3 separate regions of the Homo sapiens genome follow, and all the other regions are linked to region 3. A link is an interaction called in ENCODE POLR2A ChIA-PET data of the cell type or tissue named here. Cell type or tissue: MCF 10A. All regions are shown on one strand. Links, peaks and the distances in the headings refer to the core of each region. The heading gives the core; the rest is flanking DNA. Region 1 has its middle 6.8 kb from the start of UBE2J1. Region 2 overlaps GABRR2 (gamma-aminobutyric acid type A receptor subunit rho2). Region 3 has its middle 45 kb from the start of PNRC1-DT.

What was found. ChIA-PET counts read pairs that join two places held together with the same protein. Peaks named below come from ENCODE experiments on the same cell type or tissue, not always from the same donor. Only the 100,000 strongest peaks of a DNase experiment are listed, where the experiment ranks them.
Region 1: POLR2A ChIA-PET joins it to region 3 with 5 read pairs; 4 of 35 experiments call an interaction of 5 or more read pairs at or near these places.
Region 2: POLR2A ChIA-PET joins it to region 3 with 7 read pairs; 2 of 35 experiments call an interaction of 5 or more read pairs at or near these places.

What each region holds. Positions count from the first base shown.
Region 1 is chr6:89,357,022-89,361,972 of GRCh38, forward strand. No RefSeq gene overlaps it. Among named protein-coding and RNA genes, the nearest start is that of UBE2J1, 6.8 kb to the left of the region's middle. In MCF 10A, for the core only: no CTCF peak of the experiment used is centred there; no DNase peak of the experiment used is centred there.
Region 2 is chr6:89,296,025-89,300,024 of GRCh38, forward strand. It overlaps GABRR2 (gamma-aminobutyric acid type A receptor subunit rho2), which reads right to left. Exons shown (of 9, transcript NM_002043.5): 2 at 3,735-3,841. Among named protein-coding and RNA genes, the nearest start is that of GABRR2, 17 kb to the right of the region's middle. RefSeq lists enhancers at 1,305-2,504, 1,890-2,199, 2,626-2,695. In MCF 10A, for the core only: no CTCF peak of the experiment used is centred there; DNase peaks (open chromatin) are centred at 2,117, 2,767 and 3,527.
Region 3 is chr6:89,032,674-89,038,653 of GRCh38, forward strand. No RefSeq gene overlaps it. Among named protein-coding and RNA genes, the nearest start is that of PNRC1-DT, 45 kb to the right of the region's middle. RefSeq lists a cis regulatory region at 2,694-3,528. In MCF 10A, for the core only: no CTCF peak of the experiment used is centred there; DNase peaks (open chromatin) are centred at 1,668, 2,088 and 3,038.

The DNA of each region.
Region 1 (4,951 bases), core at 1-4,000, 320 kb after region 3:
GCAAATATATTTGAAATACAGTAGAGTGCTTAGAATACTAGTTTAGTAGGTTCCTTCACCAGACGACTTGTGTACCATTTCTCATTTTAAAAGGTTTCCCTATAAGTAAGCAAAGAAGTGTTTTCTAAATAAAATAGTAAAGAGTTGTTTGCAACATTATTAAAGTAATTTTTAGTGTAGCTTTCTTAATTTGTCTTTTCTTTGAGACCCAATTTGCTACCATAGCTTTGAATTATCTATCTCTCTCAAAATTACAACTTTTGGTGTTAGGGATGAGGAAAAGGAAGGCTGCTTAGCATTGTGCTTTTGCTTTATTTGCATAGACTGCATCTTGTTTTTCTCAAAATTGAAAGGTGCTTTAAAAATTAGTAACAAAATTACAATATTTACTCCTTAGTTCTGATGAACTAATGAGTTTGAGTTATTTCATTTTCTAAGTTTAGCTCTAAAGGAAACACCTGCAACTAAAACTGTCGTTTCTGGGGGAGAAAATGGTGTGCACTTGGCGGTGTGCTGGCAGACAGCTGCCAACTGTTTCGAAAGTGTGTTCTCCTTCCCCCCTTCTGAGTCCTCTCCTAATAGCTATTCAAAGTGCTGTCCTGTCTCTACCTTTCTTCTTGTGTCACATATCCTGTCACCCCAATTTGTCATTCCCTGGACCCCTTTTAGCCACTTGCTGATTGATGAAACTTGGTTACCAACAAACTAACCTGAACAGCTTAGAAGTCTGCTCTTCCCTGGGAGTAGTTTCAGTTTCAAAAGTCAAGAATTGTCTGAGTTCAATACTTCTAAACAAATTTGTATTTTATTCACGATTATAGCATCTACAAACTTCCAAAAAATATTGTCATAGATATGAAAAACATTCTTCAGTCTCCAGACAATGCACAGCATATACATGATTTATGAAATTCTTACAGTAATTCTGCAGCCATGGGGCATTTCGACAATATTATTGTCTTCAGAACAATCAGTACTACACTGCTTCCCATTAAAACCCAAGTTACAATTATAGGCAAACTTTGAATGATAACCACATCGTCAACTTCTCAAAAGTAGTCCTGTACTTTTTTCAGCACTAACCAACCAGAAGGTATAGGTATGCCACAATTTGCCTTCTAGCATCTTGTGAGAAAATACTGGAGCCAGTTTAACTTCTTTGGGGAATTCAAGTTGGGTCTAGGTACAGATGCTGGCTGGGCGCGATGGCTCATACCTGTAATCCTAAAACTTTGGGAGGTGGAGGTGGAGGGGAGGATCGCTTGAGGCCAGAAATTCAAGACCAGCCTGGCTAACATGGTGAGACCCTGTCTCTATGCAAAAAAAGGGGGTGGGTACAGATGCTATTAAATAGTAATATATACCATATATGCAGAATGGAAAGCAAAATTTTTCCAAAAATATCATTCCTCAGAAAAGAGAGTCACCTTGTGTTTTTGTCTTTGTCCTTTTTGAACAAAATACTCTTCAGGAAGACAATATGTCGTGAAAGGGTCACAAGTAATGGCAATTTTCTGTCTTATAAAGGTCACCTAGCAAAATCAGGGGAAAAAAGGCAAAGACATATTGATTAATTATTCCTGAGGGTATGACTTTGGATAACAAGTATTGGAGATCATTAAGTAGGCTTTTAAATAATTATTGAACAGAGAAATACAAGAAGTACTTATTTATGGTGATTATGAATATGTAGGAAAAAAACCCTGATGTTTAACAAGTGGTTCTCGAGATGTAGTAAAATCTCCACTGACAGCATTCTACTCAATGTAAGGCATGCTCTACCTTAGATAACTAGGAGGGAACTGTTAGAGGACTCACAATGTTGTTTCAGTGATGATAGAGACCCAGTTGTAAACGATGCATGTGAAGTATTTGAATAAAATTGTTTGAGGAAAAACCAATTTTTCTAAATTAGTACCATTTGCATAATTTGTGCTATTAGATGTAAATGAGTATTTAAATACTGAATCAATAAATGGTTTAAATAGACTTAAAATTATTTACATTCACAAAAGTCTACATTTGAAATATAGGTTAAATAATATAAACTCTTAAAGCTGCATAATCAAGTTGGAAAAAATGCTAACACTTGGGGTGTTGATGTGTATGTAGGTATGGAGGATGCAAGAAAGCTCCCCTAGGTGATTGCAACCCTAATCCCCTACCATTTCCCCTCCCTATCCCTTTAAACAACTACAGAGAAAACAGTGTCTCACAAATTATAAGAATTGTTTAGGGTCCTTATTTAAAAATACAGATTTCTGTATTTCTCCCTGGAGATTCTGATTCAAGAAGACCGGGATGGGGCTGGGAATCTGCATCCTTAAGCACTCTAGATGATTCATAAAATCAGGTAACTTTGGAAAATATGGGCCTAGAGCATTAAATGAAACAGTACTATGTGTATTGGTGGCACCGTTTCTTGCACCTTATAAAGCTAAGTGAATTCCTTCCTCTCCTACGGAGATGGAAAGATACATAGGACTGTCTCCCGCAGTCACCCCCTTTACTGCACTGCTTCCCAGGGAAAAGAAACAAAAGCCTAATTACCAAGGCCACCTTATAAGCAGTCTGGGAGAAGGCCAGAATTAGTTCCAAGTTATTGGCTATCTAGGTGAGGAAAGTTGAGTACTATGGGGCTTAGCTCTCTGCAAAGCCAGAGGGGAGAAAACTGAGTAGCAGCCCTCTTAGGGACTTAGGCAATAATGAAAGCAGAAGGCAAACAAAAGCAGCTTGTAGGAATGGAATTCTCCACGTGGTGATGAGGGTTAGCATGGGACTGAGGTTTAAATTGCTCTATCATAGTTGGCCTTTCATGAGAGGGGGATTGGTTTCATGACTCTCAATTTTGGAAGAATAGAATAACCCTGCTGGCCCCAGGAGCTTATTAGGAAAGATTGAGGAAGCAAGATGGTCAAGGTCTCAGGCAGCTGGACACCAGTTAATGCCCCCACCCTCCTGAGTGTAGTCACTGGATCAGCTCCCTTTCAAAATAGCACAAAAGGGCAAACTCATGGATTCTTTTTTTTTTTTTTTTTTTTTTTGAGACGGAGTCTCGCTCTGTTGCCCAGGCTGGCGCCCAGTGGCGCGATCTCGGCTCACTGCAACCTCTGCTTCCCGGGTTCAAGCGAATCTCCTGCCTCAACCTCCTGAGTAGCTGGGATTATAGGTGCGTGCCACCACTCCTGGCTAATTTTTGTATTTTTAGTAGAGACGGGGTTTCACCATGTTGGTCAGGCTGGTCTTGAACTCCTGACTTTGTGATCCACCCGCCTCGGCCTCCCAAAGTGCTAGGATTACAGGCATGAACCACCACACCCAGCCAAACTCATGGATTCTTGATAACGGATAAGACCAATGTCATCTGAATTAACAAAGGACCCCTTAGGAGTCAGACATGAGCTCATGAGTCACTAAACTCCATGTAACGCTATCATATTATAGTCAAGGATAGAGTCTGTAATAAAAATGATCCTCTCAGGCCTACAACCCCATCAACCCTTCACCCGTAATACAACCCAGCATACAAAAATACCCAAGGATGGCAGTGAAAAGAAAAACCACTTTAGTAAACACTAGAAGGCCATGATCAAATGAAAGAAAAATTCAGGAACTTACTCAGAATTTCCCATTTGTTAAGATCTCTTAATTAACAGAGAAGGAAAAGATTTTAGGTTGGAAAGAAAATCCTTAGATATTTCTGATGTGGCCAATGGGTTCATTCTAACACTACTTTACAAACCACAGGTTGTGACTCATTAGTGGATTGTGAGATCTTTTTAAAAAAAGCAAATGAAAGAGAAAATACCAGAATGCATTGCATGTAGAGAGGATATAACTTGGTAAGTTTTTTTTAGTAACATTTGTATGAGTGTGTGATAGTTTGCAATGTGAACTGTATTTATTGTGGCTCACAATAACAAGTTTAAAATTGATTTCATAAAGGTGAACTACAGTTCTGTCCCAGGGCAATTTTATCTAGCGTTCAAACATGGCTTCAGGCATGAGTTCACATGGACGTTCTACTTTTTAAAGATGGTTTAGTTTTTCAAGATTGAATATGAGAACCACACTTCATCTCAGCTTTAACTGCTAAATCATTTATTGAAACCATAAATGTAATATTCTACAAAGAAAAGACTATTGACTTGTAAATATTTGTTGCACTGTTCTAACAATATTGTTTTGGATTTTTTTTTAAATCCTGGAATTAAGTTGTTTCTTGGAATAATATGATACTTCAAATTGGTATCTTAAAATCATGAACGAGACTACTAGAGCTTATATTTTCACTTTCCCAGGACTATTGCAAAATACTGATGATACAACTGAAATAAGATCACTGCCTGAACTTAACTGTAATTTATGATAAAAGTAGGTCTTTTGAGGACCTCTAGGACAAGTATGACACATTTTAAAATCACCCAGCCTTTCAAAATTCTGAATGATGTGAAAGAGTTTTGCATTTACCATCAGATTTTTCTCACATATTCTACTGTTCCTGATGACATGTTAAGAGAATATAAACATTCTTAGGCGACACTCTTATAAATAGTTCCCTGGTACGAACAGATTGAAAAGGGTAGAAAAGTAAAATAAACTTTTGTTTGTTTGTTTGTTGAGATGGAGTCTCGCACTGTCGCCTGGGCTGGAGTGCAATGGTGCGATATTGGCTCACTGCAACCTCTGCCTCCTGGGCTCACACGATTCTCCCGCCTCACCCTCCTGAGTAGCTGGGATTACAGGCGCACACCACCACACTGGGCTAATTTTGTGTATTTTTAGTAGAGACAGGGTTTCACTATGTTGGCCAGGATGGTCTTGAACTCCTGACCTCATGGTCCGCCCACCTCAGCCTCCCAAAGTGCTGGGATTACAGATGTGAGCCACCGCGCCCGGCCAAATAAACTTTTTATTAAATCCAATTCTGGAAGTGATATTGATGTCATAC
Region 2 (4,000 bases), core at 1-4,000, 260 kb after region 3:
GGGGCCCAGGCTCTACTTCTAACTAGAAGCCTGTCAGGGGCTGCTTCCAGGGAATGAGACACCTTCTATATCACCTGCACAGAGTCACCTTTGTGCTGTCTGTGCAGCCTCCTTTCTCACAGAGACCTGCCCATGAGGTGCTGAGTGAAATGGGGACACCCAGGAGCACCTGCAGGGAAGGTTTCTTGGCTCTAAGCCATCTTCAAATGCTCCCATAGGGTTCAGGTTATAAAGATCATTGACAGCACAAGCAGTGGGAATCCCCGTCCTGCGATCATCCCATCTTGCCTGGCTGGCCAGAACTCTGGGTGTCTTATTTATGGACTCATGGAGGCAGGGAGCCCTGGTACCTCACTATGTGCTCTCCTCCCCCCGTTTCATCCAAGTGACATCTGGGCATCCAGGAAAGCCCTGCAGGAGATTACAGGTGCCCAGAGGACCAACTGCCATGGGGAGGAGGCTTGGAAGGAAGGAGGAGTGGCCCCCACCTATACTGTGGTGGCTGAGATCTTGACTTCTATGGAAGGTGATGCCTCTTTCCTTAGCAGCTTCCCCAAAGTCAGAGCCCTCCCCAGGGTCAGAAGCTTACCCAGGCAGGGGCAGGGAGCAGTCCTGACCCTCTACGCTCTGGAGGGCCCCACAGAAGGGCCCAGCAGATGCAGTGGTCACACCACAAGGAGTCCACTTTCCTCCTGGAACTGGCTTGAGGAAGGAGCAGCGTGATGGGGACTGTGGCGTGTTGCAGCATTCTGCTCAGAGTCAGGGTTTCTGGGAACATGGCAGGATTTCATCTGCCGTTCCAAGAGCTAGCTCCTGGTGGGAGCATTTTCATAAGGCTTTCGCTTTTGCAGCTGATGTCACAAAAGAAACCTAAGTTCTGCCTCTGGCTGTTCGGTGGCCATCACCTAACTCCTTGGACCCCAGGCTCTTCTTCTACATACTGAAGGTACTGACCAGGTGATGGCCCAGGCTCCTGATAGCATCACTAGCCTTGGGTAAAAAGGTACAACACATTGTTCGGAATAGCACCCACACTCGGTGCACACCCACAAAAGACCACACTGAGGCACGGCCACGTTATGACTTTTGAGGACCCTGGGCACTTTTGCTTCATGGGCCTCTTCCTCTATAAAAAAATATCAAAAAGCATATTTTATGATTGTGTTGGTTTAATGATGAACATATTAATAGTATATATTAAAACAACTTCTGCTTAAAAGTTTGTTTTTCTTATTTTAAGATAAAGCAAAAACATTTTGTTGTGGGCCCCAGGCAGTGTGCCTATGCCGCCTAATGAATATGTCAGCTCTGCGCCAAGACATGCAAGTAGGAGACAAGAAAGGGACCCAGCTAGGAGGGGGGTCCAACCTCAGCTGACCTGGGACATTTACTTCACCTCTCTGTGCCTCAGTTTCCTCATCTGGGGACAATAATAGTATCTACTTTGTAGAACTGATGAGAGGATTAAAATAAGATTACATATATATATGTACCTTGATTAGAATGGTGCCTGGCATAAAAAAAAATCCCTATGAAAGTGGTAGTTGTGGCTGGGCACAGTGGCACACGCCTGTAATCCCAGCACTTTGGGAGGCTGAGGTGGGTGGATCACTTGAGGTCAGGAGTTCAAGACCAGCCTGGCCAACATGGTGAAACCCTGTCTCTACTAAAAATACAAAAGAATTAGGCATGGTGGTGCATGCCTGCAATCCCAGCTATTCAGGAGGCTGAGGGAGGAGAATCGCTTGAACCTGAGAGGCAGAGGTTGCAGTGAGCTGAGATTGCGCCTCTGCACTCCAGCCTAGGTGACAAAGTGAAACTCCGTCTCGAAAAAAAAAGTGGTAGTTGTCATGCATGTTATTGTTGGTTATTGTGTTTCCTAGCCACTGTACGCCTCTATGCTCTTAACTGTTGCTGTGCAAGAAAAGTGGAGCTTCTTGCTTTTGGGGACGCCTTGCTTAGACTTCCTGGAGCAGATGTAGCTATTTTAAAGCTGCTTATTAGTATAACTTTATTTTCGTAAAATTCCTTGGCAGGCTTGCCCATGACGAATCCCCGAGGAAACCCAAGAGCTACCAGAAATATGGTGGCCTCTTCTTGACCTTCCGTGGGCGTCAATCAGGTTGCGGTTGGAAGGGAGATGAGTCACAGGCCTGTAATCTGCCACCTGCTTTTCTCCTTCTGCTTAGCAGGTGTCAGAGCTCAGGGAATTTAGTGGGAGGCTTTGAGGCCTTTTAAAATGCATAGGCTTCTGGGATAAATTAATTTCTTAATCCCTTAACAGTCACACAAGAGGAAGGTCTGGCAGCTGGGTTTTTCAGAGGGGACAGGAACAAATGTCTGTCAGGGGTTTTACATACATTATCTTGTTTAATCTGGACAACAACCCCATATGTGGGGATTACTCTCCCCATTTTATAAACAAACAAATGGAGGCTCAAAGGATTGGTGACCTGCCTGGAGGTCACAGCTACTCCTTTTTACTGCCCCAGAATGATAGGACCTACTAGAGGATCAAGGGCAGAGAAAAAGGAAAAAGGGAAGCCAGCCCGCCTGGGTCTGTCTTGGCCAAGGTTCATCAACTGAAATTCTTGGTGCCTCAGTTTCCCCAAGAGGAGAGGAAAGTTGGCCCAGGGATCTCATACATTCTGCTATTCTTACCCCACTCTCTGCCTAGTCAGAGCAGATGACTGATTCCTTTCCCAGCTGCTATGGCCTGAATGTTTATGTCCCTGACAAATGTGTATGTTGCAATCCTAACCCGCAATGGGATGGTACTAGGAAGTGGGCCTTTGGAAGGTGATGAGATCCTGAGGGTGGAGCCCTCACCAGTGGGATTAGTGCTCTTAGAAAAGAGGCCCTAGAGAGCTGCCTTGCCCCACCCACTATGTGAGGTTACAGTGAGAAGGCACCGTCTATGAACAGAAAGTGGGCCCTCAGCACACATGGAAACTGTTGGCACCTTGATCTTACTTCCGGCCCCTGGAAACATGAGAAATACGTTTCCATTGTCTATAAACTGCCCAATCTATGGTGTTTTGTGTGAAAGCCAGAACTGACTAAGACACTGTCCACCTTCTCCATAGCATTTCTCTAGTTCCTGGGAAGGACACCCACTGGCCATGCCTCCCCTCCCTGACCCCAAGACTAACAGAGCACCTTTGGGGGCAGGTGTGCAAGAAATCTTTGTAATGAGTTAAGCTCTTGTTGCTGCACTGGAAAACAGGTGACTCCATCAAAACAGCAAACTCCCAGGTAGTCATGGCAACAAAGTTGCAATGCCTTGTTCAGAATTCCACTCACACCCAGACACACACACATGCCAAAATAGTGCAGAGGGAGGGCCACACTAGGACTTTTGAGGATCCTGGGCACCTCTGCCTTCATGGGCCTCTTCCTCTATAAAAATGACAGAGGAGCTATTTTGTGTCCTGATTCTCCTTGCCTGCTCTTATATTTGTAGGACAAAAAAGTTGGCAGCTGCAGGGCCTGTCTCCTTTGTGAATGTAAATGGCTTAGTCACTGGTGGGCCCTCTTTAGTCAACGGCCCTCTCCACTACTTCCTGCTCTTTTCTCCTTGGGAAAATTAGGGACTCAGGAAATGGAGTCAGATTTATGTGAGTGGGAAAATTGCACCATCTGAGGAAGCGCTGTGCCAGAGGGAGCCAGAGAGGGCAGCACATCACATCCCTGGGGCCAACCTCCCACCTGGCATCAAGGAAGAACAGTCCTACCTCCGAAGGCGGGTCTCATGCTGAAGTCGTGCTCGTCCACTCTGAGAAGCTGCTGAGGCTTTCCCTTCCGGATCTTGGTCACATCAAGGTTCTTCTTATATAAGTGACTGTGAAGACAAGCAAGAAACTATTTTCCATCGGCTCTTCAATGCATTGAGTGAGATGATTTGGGCTATTACTCCCTGCAAGATCTACCTGTTAGGTACCTTTTCTCCATTCTACTTCTTGGCCCAGGGGAGAAGGAGGGCTGAAGGACCCTCCACACA
Region 3 (5,980 bases), core at 805-4,804:
AAGTCTGAACATTTCTCCATACTAAACACTGAGAAGTAGGATAGCTGGGTCATATCCTAGATCTATTTTAATTTTACAAGTACTGCCAAGTTGCTGTAGAAGTGCCTGTAACAGTTTATTCTCCCTCTGGCGGTGAATGAGGCTACCCATTTCCTGTACCTTGACATGTGTGTGGATATATGTATATCTGTGGATTCTTATTTGCATAATTGCTAATAAAATTGAACATCTTTTTTTTTTTTTTGAAAGAGTCTTGCTCTGTCACCCAGGTTGGAGTGCAGTGGTACGATCTCAGCTCACTGCAACCTCCACCTCCCAGGTTCAAGTGATTCTCTTGCCTCAGCCTCCTGAGTAGCTGGAATTACAGGCGCACACCACCACGCCCAGCTAATTTTTGTATTTTTAGGAGAGACGGGGTTTCACCATGTTAGCCAGGCTGGTCTCAAACTCCTGACCACAAGTGATCTGCTTGCCTTAGCCTCCCAAAGTGCTGGGATTACAGGCATGAGCCACTGCACCTGGCCTGGACATCTATTTATAGAATTACATTTTCATATAGTTTGTCCCTTTTTTTTCTATGTAGTGTTTGCCTTTTTTAATCGTTAGTAGTCTTTCTATGTATTTTATGTGATAAATATCTATGTAAATATCTATATCCACATATACCTACATATAAAATATTTCTTACCTACTCATTACTTTACGGTTTTTCCTTTTTGTGTTTTATTTAAGGCTTTCTCTAACTCCAAGATCACAAACATAGGATCTTAGTGTGAGGTAGGAATTTTATTTTATTTTATTTTCCAAATGACTAGACAATTATCTTGATGCTATTTATTGAATACTTCATCTTTTCTCTGCTGTTTTGAAATACTTTTTTAGAATAGTAAATTCCCATATAAATGGCAAATCTTCAGATCCACTTACATAGAAGTGGATCTGAAACCAAGAGAAGGAGGAAGTCCATGAGGAGAGAATTGGAATTGGTTCCCTGAACTGTCTACCCATGGGAATTTCCAGCACAGGAAAGCAGGGGACTTTCTAAAGCATCAGACAAATAAACTGGCAGCTCCATGCCCTAATAACGTTAAATAATTGAACAATTGTTTATATCATTTTGCCTTTTTCTTTCCAAAACCTGTAAAACAATGTTATCTGCTTTGGCACAGCAAATTAAGGTGAAATTATACAAAGTGAAAATCAGCTATGTGTCAAGTATAGGCCTGTACTAAGGAAGCAGGGCTGCTACAAATGTAATTATAAGATCCTAGACTCGCCGGGTGTGGTGGCTCACACCTGTAATCCCAGCACTTTGGGAGGCCGAAGCGGGTGGATCATGAGGTCAAGAAATCGAGACCATCCTAGCCAACATGGTGAAACCTCGCCTCTACTAAAAATACAAAAAAGCCGGGCGTGGTGGCGGGTGCCTGTAGTCCCAGCTACTCGGGAGGCTGAGGCAGGAGAATCCCTTGAACCAGGGAGGTGGAGGTTGCAGTGAGTTGAGATCACGCCACTGCACTCCAGCCTGGGTGACAGAGCAAGACTCCTGTCTCAAAAAAAAAATTCCTAGAATTTAATTTTCCCTCTTCAATTTATTCCCCGTATTGTAGTCAGAATGATTTTTTGGCAACATGCCAATCTGACCAGGTGTGGTGGCTCACACCTGTAATCCCAGTACTTGAATCACTTGAACCTGGGAGGCAGAGTTTGTGGTGAGCCCAGAATGTGCCACTGCACTCCAGCGTGGACAACAGAAAAAGACTGCCTCAAAAAAAAAAAAAAAAATATATATATATATGAGTGGCATGATCAGACTGTTGTTTAAGAAAGATAATGGCAGCAGAATTTTGGAGGTAAATGACAGAGAAGTAAATTGAACGACAGGGAGACCTGCTGTGAGGTTATTATAAAGATGCCAATAAGACATGATGGAAGCCGGAACTAAAGCCTCGGGGAGGGCATAGAGAGGAGGGCCAGACTGCAGAGACACAGAGAGGTTGAGTCTACTGGATCTTGCTGACACTCTTAGCTTGGGCAATGAGGGAAGTCAAGAGGGAAGCGTTAAGAATGACTCAAGTTTCTGGCAAGGGCAACTGGGTGTCTGTAATGAAGAAGAGAAATAGACATTTCATGTATTAGGCTGTAAGAGAAGCCCTCTGTTTTGACTGATGACGTAAATGAGGGCTTTCCACTTTCTGAAAAACTGAACTCTTCTGATGCAATGAGACAACCTCCACATCATAGTCAGCCATGGTCCGTTGGGTTCAACTCAGTCCCAATGCCCTGACACCCTCGTTACCTGATCTGATCCTACTGCCCCAACCTAATGGAACTGAAAACAGTGGTGTCAACAAACTAAACTGCCCACCAACTGTGACATATTCAAAGCCTGCATAAGCTTGCTCTGTGAATGGAGAACACATTCTAAAAGGATCCCAAAAGAAAATAAAGCCTTTTCTGTCTTCCCAGGGAGGTTTTAGGCTAAGGAAACAAAATAAACACCACACGAAATAGTGGGCAAAGGTACAAGAGAGTTTAAGGTTAAATGCTAAATTATGAAGCAAATTCCAATCAGAGGACAGTGATGGTATTGTTACTCTAGAACAGCCAGGAAAGATAATCATCTGTGTTGACCATCTACTGCCAAACCACCATCCGTAAGTCACACAGTTGGTAAGTGGCAGAGCCAGTGCGTGAAGTTGGGAGAGACTGTCTCAGATCTTCAGGAAGGCGAAATGTGAGCTGAGACAGGAAGGTGCCCGGTGTCCAGCCTGGATGGGCTGGGAGTGCAGCTGGGAGCTTGGAGCATCCTGGGAGGAGAAGCAGAGCAACAGGACTGGCACGTGATATTAATCATCCCGGAATGGAGGCCTTCTGACTGGAGACTTGCAGTGTACCTACCACTGCTGGGTGTTTTCAGCATTTCAGTTTGGCAATAAACATAAAAAGTCTAGTAACACAGGCGTAAGCCTGGAATGTTCAGTGACTGGTCACTGTCAGGAATAATTATTACAAAAGAGCAGCTGAGAAGACATGACTCAGCACGCCCCACCTCAGAACACTCCGGTCCCACCTAAGGGCTTTCCAAAGTCCGCAGGAACCAGGCCAGCTGAGTATTCACATAGCCGCTCTGTTCAAGTCACACTCCAGATCCGTAGTGTTATTGGTGAGAACAATGACTAACTAGCAGGATGATTTACATGCATGCGAGTTCCAACTTGGCCTTTTTCCTGTCAGCAAAATTTACTACTATCTTCTAGCTGTCTTCCTACGTCAGGACTAAAAATGGTTACACTCCTAGCAGTAGAGCATATCCAGCCAACTGACAAGCAAAGAAAGATTAAGGACAAGTACATAGACAACATGGGGTGGACTTTATCAGAAAGGACAAGGCAGATACAGTGCTGGCCAAGGAGTGTTGCAAGTAAGGAATTTCCTGGAGCCTTATGCAAACTCCAGTAATCCCAGGCAATGATGCAGTTTCACTTCTGTTTCATATTAACGAGTACTAGAAACACATAATGAGTGACCTAGTTCTTTTCCAGTGGATTTTCCTTTTATTAGAACTATGCTCTGGTAGGTTACTTAATTATTTAAAAACATCAACACTGAGCACTATTTTAAGCTAGACCTTGACTTTAAATTTCAAATATGTCATTATAGTATTTAATAAATATAAATTCAGTTTTTTAAACAGTTTTTGTGGTTTTTTACATTCCATGAAATTCACCCATTTGAAGTGCACAATCAAAAATTTTAAGTACATTCACAGAGTTGCACAATCATCACCACAATAAGAATTCATTTTTGAGCTTTTTATTTCAGTTTTTCAATAGATGATAATTTCAAGAGGAAATGATAGGCCACAAAAAGTCTGTAACTGGGGGATGAAGCAAGATGGCAGAATAAAAGTCCCCACCACTTATCCCCTGCCGCAGGAAGACCAAATTTAATAACTATCTGCATAAAAAAGCACCATCATTGGCCGGGCACGGTGGCTTGTGCCTGTAATCTCAGCACTTTGGGAGGCCAAGGCGGGCGGATCACAAGGTCAGGAGATCGAGATCATCCTGGCTAACATGGTGAAACCCCGTTTCTACTAAAAAATACAAAAAATTAGCCGGGCGTGGTGGCAGGCACCTGTAGCCCCAGCTACTTGGGAGGCTGAGGCAGGAGAATGGCATGAACCTGAGAGGCGGAGCTTGCAGTGAGTCGAGATCATGCCACTGCACTCCAGCCTGGGCAAAAACACCGTCATAACCAAAAATCAGGTGAGCACTCACAGTACCTGGCTTTAACTTCATCTCACTGAAAGAGGCACTGAAGAGGGTATAAAAGACAGCCCTGAATTGCCAACACCACCCACCCCTCATCCCCTCCTGCACCCCCACAGCAGCTGTTGCGTGGCACAGAGAAATGTGTGCTTGGGAGACAGAAAGCCCAGCATTGTGAGATTTTGCATTGAACTCAGTGATGCCCTGTCACAACAGAAAGAAAAACCAGACTGAATTCAGCTGACACTCACCCACAGAGGCAGCATTCAGACCAGCCCTGGCCAGAGGGGAAATCACCCATCCCGGTGGTTGGAACTTGAGTTCTGGCGAGCCTCACACTACAGGCTGAAGTGCTCTGGAGCCCTAAATCAACTTGAATGACAGTCTAGGCTGCAAGGACTTCAAGCCCTAGTGCTGTGCTGGGCTCGGAACTAGTGGACTTGGAGAGCACATGCCCCAATGAGACATCAGCCAGGGCAGCTAAAGGAGTGCTTATGCCACCCCTCCCCCAACCCCAGGCAGTGCAGCTCACAGCTCCAGAAGAGAACTTTTCCTTCTGTTTGACAAGAGGAGAGGGAAGAAAAGGATGACTTTGCCTTTCATCTTGTATACCAGCTCAGCCACAGTAGGATAGGGCACTGGTCAGAGTCATGAGGCCCTATTTCAAGCCCTAGTTCCCAGACAACATGTCTAGACACACTCTGGGACCGAAGGGAAACTACTGCCTTGAAGGGAAAGACCCAGTCCTGGCAGGATCCGTCACCCACTGACTAAACAGCCCTTGGGCCCTGGTTAGAAATTTATTCAACCAGACACACTCAATCATCTTTCTCAAGTTCAAAGTACTACAGATCTCTAGGGCAGGGGCAAAATGCCAGCAGTCTCTTTGCTAAAGCATAACAAGAGTCACCTTTGCTCCAGTACCCAACAAGTTTCTCATCTCCATCTGAGACCACCTCAGCCTGGACTTTATTGTCCATATCACTACCAGCACTTTGGTCAAAACCATTCAACAAATCTCTAGGAAGTTCCAAACTTTCCTACATTTTTCTATCTTCTTCTGAGACCTCCAAACTGTTCCAACCTCTGCCTGTTACCCAGTTCCAAAGCTGCTTCCATATTTTTGGGTATCTTTACAGCAGCACCCCACTCCTGGTACCAATTTACTGTATTAGTCTGTTCTCATGCAGCTAATAAAGACATACCCAAGACTGGGTAATTTATGAAGAAAAAGAGGTTTAAAGGACTCACAGTTCCACAGGGCTAGGGAGGCCTCAGGAAAATTCCAATCATGGCAGAAGGGGAGGCAAACATGTCCTTCTTCACCTGGTGGCAGCAAGGAGAAGTACAGAGCAAAGGGGGAGAAAAGCCCCTTATAAAACCATCAGATCTTATGAGAACTCACTCACTATCATGAGAACAACATGGAGGTCCCCATAATTACCTCCCACCAGGTCCCTCCCACAACATGTGGGGATTATGGGGACTACAGCCAAACCATATGGGTGGGGACACAGTCAAACCATATCACACCTGCTCCTCTTTAAACATGGCTGGAGGAAAACAATTAACCATATGAAGTGGCTCACATTAAATTATGACCACTATCCTTAGGTGTGCCCTTAGGGCTGCCTGACAATCCTGCATTTCCCTAAATCGTTCACTTTTTTGCACCTTCTCTTCTCACCTTAAATCTTACACAGTTG